Linked DNA regions of Mus musculus: region 2 is linked to region 1. Evidence: chromatin contacts called from ENCODE Hi-C data. All regions are on one chromosome and are shown on one strand. Each heading gives the region's core, a stretch centred on a gene start or an enhancer-like site at or near the end of the contact. The rest is flanking DNA. Distances are from core to core; before and after follow the strand shown. Region 1 holds the start of Runx1 (runt related transcription factor 1). Region 2 has its middle 60 kb from the start of Gm30474.

The links. A loop is a pair of places that touch in the nucleus more often than their neighbours do.
Region 2: a map of heart shows a loop between it and region 1 (2.5-fold over the local background). The contact joins the enhancer-like site here to the promoter of Runx1 in region 1. A Hi-C loop is called at or near these places in 1 of 37 maps with a recorded cell type or tissue (heart).

The regions. Positions count from the first base shown.
Region 1 is chr16:92,824,698-92,827,397 of GRCm38, forward strand. Runx1 (runt related transcription factor 1) reads right to left here and starts at 1,377. Exons shown (of 8, transcript NM_001111021.2): 1 at 1,237-1,377; 2 at 892-1,007. The coding sequence starts at 949.
Region 2 is chr16:93,070,912-93,073,611 of GRCm38, forward strand. No RefSeq gene overlaps it. Among named protein-coding and RNA genes, the nearest start is that of Gm30474, 60 kb to the right of the region's middle. Within about 2 kb of position 1,447, at least 2 of the 3 ENCODE cell types and tissues checked have a DNase peak (open chromatin) inside an H3K27ac peak, as active enhancers do; they include heart, where a contact is called at or near this core.

The sequences.
Region 1 (2,700 bases), core at 127-2,626:
TTTCTTTACTTAAGCTCAGTCCTCATCCTGAAAGACCCACCAAGCCCACATGGGCACTATGGCTGAACTCCAGCATTGTAAGTTCCATAAGGCCGCTGTAAAAAATGCAGGAAGGTTCAGGGACCTACGTGGTGCCAACCCATAAGTCTGTAATCTAGTAATTTCTGCTGTGACAGTGCGTGGACTTAGGAAATGGCTTCATAGTTCTTTCTGAGAGAGACTGTGTACCACAACTTGCTGGCTTTCTGTCTTGAGCAATGCCGGCTGCCTCTTTCAATTGAGGCTGAAAGAAAAACCACAGCACAACACAGCATCTTCTGATGGCTTTTCCCAGAACGAGTCTGCCCAAATCCTGCCCTCTGTGGACTTGCCACTTTGGCCCTGAAATCTCCGCACTGATCCAAGGTATACCTGTGAGCTGCCTCTCGGAGACCACTCTGCTGGCACCGGCTCTTCCGGCCAGCTAAGTACTGAGCCTGCTAAACCCAGGGGCAAGCCAAACTCAGAACCAGGGCCAGACAGCTTGCTGCCATCAGAGTAAGTGCAAGCGAATCATTCAGAGCAAGGCACAGCCAGATAAAACCCAAAGAGTGTCCTCCGCGCCAGCCTTCTAATCTCTGGGACTTTAACTGAGAGCGGCTCAGAGCACTTGACACAACTTTCACCCAGCGACCAAATATTTCAACAGCCTAAGCATTTATTAAAACATCCCCGCAGCACGGCGTCTGACAAATAATAATCTCGTGGTCTCAGAGTCAACAGCCTCTGTTTGAATTCCTCCCCCCACAAGCAGGCAGGGACTTCAGGCAGGCACCGGAGGGTCCACGGGCTGCCATCTTAGTCTGCGCAAAGCTGAGCAAAATCAGATATAAAAAAGACCAGCGTACTCACCTCTCATGAAGCACTGTGGATATGAAGGAAATGACTCAAAAATGCTGTCTGAAGCCATCGTTTCCTTTCGAAAACGCACCTCTCCTGAAGGCGGGGGATTCTATAATTTCTTTCACCTTCAGAGCAAAAACCAAGAAATGTCACTTACTCTGACCTCACCTCCCACCATGGCTCCCCACGTCTCTTTCTACCCCCAACCCTAACACTTCTGGTACTCCATGGGTCCTATGGGGTGGGGGTGGGGGAAAGAATTATTGCAGAAACAAATATTCAAATTGTTAAAGATTAAAAAAAGGAAAAAAAAAAGACGAAAGCACCGCCTATGCTGTGGGTTGAACTGCTCACCGCTCTGCGAAAGCCTGTGGTTTGCATTCAGTGTGATTCGTCCTGCCTGCTGACCACTGTGCTGGGCTTACACTTCTGACACTGCCAGGCTACCCAACTTGTGGTTCTGTGGTTGTTTATGAGGTCCAAAGAAGTTTTCACACAACCCAAATTACAAATTTAACTGTTCCCCTTTCCACAGCCCACCGCCATTGGCTCTTGCCAATCACGTGACTTAAGTGATGTCAATTTTTTTTTTTTAAACTTTCTGAGCTATGCCCTTCCTGCCCTCCACCTGCCCTCCCCCAGGCTGTGTAAGGAAACAGTTGAGCAGAGCTTAGCAGAGAGGGGCTGTAAGAGAAAAAAAAGCACAACAAACAAGCAAACAGAAATCCCCTGCCTCAGTCTTTTCTTGCTCTCTCTGTCCTGTGCGGATTTGGTGGCTTTCAGATCCTGTTGTTATTTGTGGTTTGAGGAACAACTGATTATTTAGATAAAGATTGCCTTGCTGTTTATTCAACAGCAATTCAACGTTGGCACCAACTTGCTGCTGAGCCCGGATGCGGCTCTCATCACTTAAATGCTGGGCACCAGCTCGGGAGAGCTGGGTTCTTGGTGAAAGCAAGTGAGACAGAAAAGTTAGAAAAGAAGACCAAGAGCCCTTTTCCGTGAGTGGCTGATCCTGGGAGGGCTAGGCTGGCAACCTACTGACATCTCAAAGCTTGGGAACAGTATGACACGTTTTAATTGTGGGATGAAAAGACCACTTTGATCAAAACCCAAATGATGTTGTCCTTGGCTTTCCCCTTGGCGGATAGGCTTAGCATGGACATCTCTTGGTAAGTAGAGGAAACAGTGGCGTTCTCTTCACACTGGCACCAGTTCCCACGCTCGCTTGCATTAGGAAGTTTTGTGGAGAGCAAAGGAGGAGAATTTCCTCACTCAGCAGAGCTGTGGCCTGTGGGCAGCTATCTGTTCATTGTTTGTACCAATAAAGCCTACTGGTAGCCTTTCCGAGCTCCACTCAAAGAAATGGGCCAAGTCACCCTGCTAGGGATAATTACTCTTTGAATCCATGAAGAGTAACTTGTGACTACCCAAGATCCTGCCTCCTCCTGGCCAGCCCCCGGAGGGGGATATTACACAGCCCTTCAGCCTCCAGAAGTCACATGGTCAGGGGACAGACAATAAAGACAAGATGATTCTGTGGGTGTGAGCTCTTCTGTTCACCTCCACCTATTGACCTCTTCGTTCTATCTGTTTTACTTGCTGAGAAGTGAAGCCTTAGTCTTCCTGGGATCCCCAGGCAGGGCCTGGCCTTCCTTTCCTTACTTGGGTCTTCCTTTTCCTCTGTTCAGTTTCCCTCCATTTCGAGGTGATGCCCGATGAGAGGCTGGGCCTTGAGCAGCGTAGCTCCAAGTGCCAGCCCTGGGTCCCAAATTCCAGGCATGCAAGGTACTTCTCTAAGTCTGAGCCCCAGAGGGA
Region 2 (2,700 bases), core at 197-2,696, 250 kb after region 1:
TAAAAGCTAGAAAGGAACACCTCATTCAAGCCAAGGTCATGAATAAGAACCTGACCTGAGTTAGGAATCATGGAAATTGTGTCAGATTACAAGGAAGTTGTACACGACACTCTTTGCTCGCCTCATGCCCTGCCTGCTTTGTGTAGCTTTGCTGGACTCAGCCCAGAACCCTGTAGGCTGATGTTCTCATCAAAACCCATTTTGATACATCAAGACTCAAAGATATGGAGCAACAGAGTTGACAGAGAGACAGCAAAGAAGACGTGGAGTCCAGGCTCCCGACTGCTCAGGGCTGACCGGACAGGGTGGTCTTTTTCTGTTGCAAGACAAAAGCTCCAGATAGATCCGGTTCTCTGAGGATCTGGTTTCGCAGCTTCTCCCTGCACAGCCTCAGAGGTACCATGTGTGTTTTCTGGGTTGAGGTTCCTTCATCTGTAGCATGGTTTCTCAACCAGTGGTGATTGTGACCATTCCTACCAATCCCCAGGGACAACGTCTAAACTCATTGGGGGTCGGGGTTGGGGGGGGACACTATAGGGGAAGTATTATTAGTATCTGTGAAGAAGCCATGGCTGCTGCCCACTGCCATAAAAATCCCCATGACTGTCCCACAGCCAGGAACAATGTGACCCTGTGTCAATGCTGTTGAGGACGAGAGCCCGCCCTCTGTAGGTGTCATGTTCTACACATGTCCCTGATACCAGAAGGTATTCTGTGTGTTCTGGGGCCCAGTGAGTAGGAAACTATTCTAGCACTGACAAGACTTAAGCCACAGAGTTCTCTTGGGTGAGTCCTCTTGGGTGAGTCCTCTTGGGTGAGTCCCCTGAGTTCACATCAATGATCGGATCCACACCCTTCACCAAGAGCCCTGCTTTCTTTCAAGTAAAATTCCTGCTGGGTCTCAGGGATGCCTGGCCTGCTGGCAGCCAGCCCTCAGCTCCCATACTGTTTTATCCTGCAACCGTACCTCCTTCCCTGACTGGGTTTTGTCTTGGCTGCTCCTGGCATTGCCTCTGACAGCTGAGCTTATGGAGAGAGGAGGCTCCAGATAAAAATCCCCAGCATAGCCCCACCAGACTCCCGTAGCCTGACCCAGGCTCAGAGCAAGACAGACAGACATAGCTTTCTCTCCTCGGCTATCTGTATTTACTTTGAGAATCATTTCCTCTGCTCTGCTTGGTTTCCTGTGAGCACGCTTGCCTGCTCCGTTCTCTGTCTTTTTTTTATTTTTTATTTTTTGTTTATTTCTCTTTCTCATATCCCCCATTGATCAGATGCCCTGGAAATATTGCAGGAACAGTGTGTTCTCTGTAAGATTTGGTTACACTTTAATACTTCTCAGCAAAATGTTGCCTTGGAACACCCAAATACTAAAACTCCAGGCCTGCTCTGCTTATACTGGACAAGGTCTTCGGCACAGTCTGCGATTCACGCTGGATCCAGTCCCGCCTTAAAGGGCAAGCGCACCCAGGCTATGGCAGGAATGTGTCTTTGCAGGCAGATCTCTGGAGTCTCTCCTCAGAGAAGTGAGCAGGCAAAACAGACTCTGTGCTCCCTCGCTGTCCCCAGTGTGGCCCTTTACAGAGCCACAGGACCATGCTGATTCCAAGGCTGGCTTAAGCAGGCAGTTAAGCCTGTGTCACCGGCAGGACAGCCTCTTGTTACCTCAGACAGAACCTTAAAATTGTGGAATTTAGTCTGAAAACTAGTAAAACTCTTATGCTATGTTACTTTAAAAATTATTTTTAATATGTGTGAATATTTGCCTGCACGGATGTCTATGTGTGGGTAGTAGGGGACAGAAGAAGGCATCAGATCCCCTAGGGCTGGAGTTAAAGACAGTTGTGAGCCTCTGTGTGGGTGCTAGGAATTGAACCCAGGTCCCCTGGAAGAGGAGCAAGTGCTCTTAACCCCTGAGCCACCTCTCCGGCCCGCAATGGTACTGTTAAATAGAGCTGTTCAGGGAGATGCCGCATCCTTTCTTACGAGCTGTTCCCTTCCACTGCAGATCATGCTGAGTGCCCTGGGTACCGGGTGGATGAAGAACGTAATTTAGGAAGGAGTTGGCAGTGACAGTTGTGTTAAACTGCAGTCTTCAAAGGGACCAAATCCTTTGGGTGGGTCCTGGCCATGTTTCTGACCTTTGGCTACTTTCCGTTGATTTAAGAACAAAAGGTAAAGGCTGAGTAATTTATAAAGGAGAGAAGTTTATTTAGCTCATGGGGGCCTGAGAGGTCCAAGAGTATGAACCAGGGCCTGGTCTCTGCTTGGTGTCCAATGAGGGCTTCATGTTAAGTAGTCATAATGAAGTGTGTGGTGTAGCATGGAGCTAGAAAGTGTCCACTTCTTCTCTCATCTGCTCTTCCAAAACCCCTCAAGTCTCCCATGGATGTCACCCTGATAACCATAGCCAAGCTTAGCCACCTCCAATCCTCTGAGGTCCATGAACAGGAATTAGGGTTAAGGTGTCAACACATATACTTCCTGGATCCCGGTTCAAACCACTCTACTGATCCCAGTGACAGGATCCAGTTTCACAGGGACTCCAGTACTCTATTTTTTTATTCTTATTTTTTATTAGGTATTTTCTTCATTTACATTTCCAATGCTATCCCAACTTCCCCTATACCCTCCCCCTGCCATTCCCCTACCCACCCACTCCCACTTCTTGGCCCTGGCATTCCCCTGTACTAAGGCATA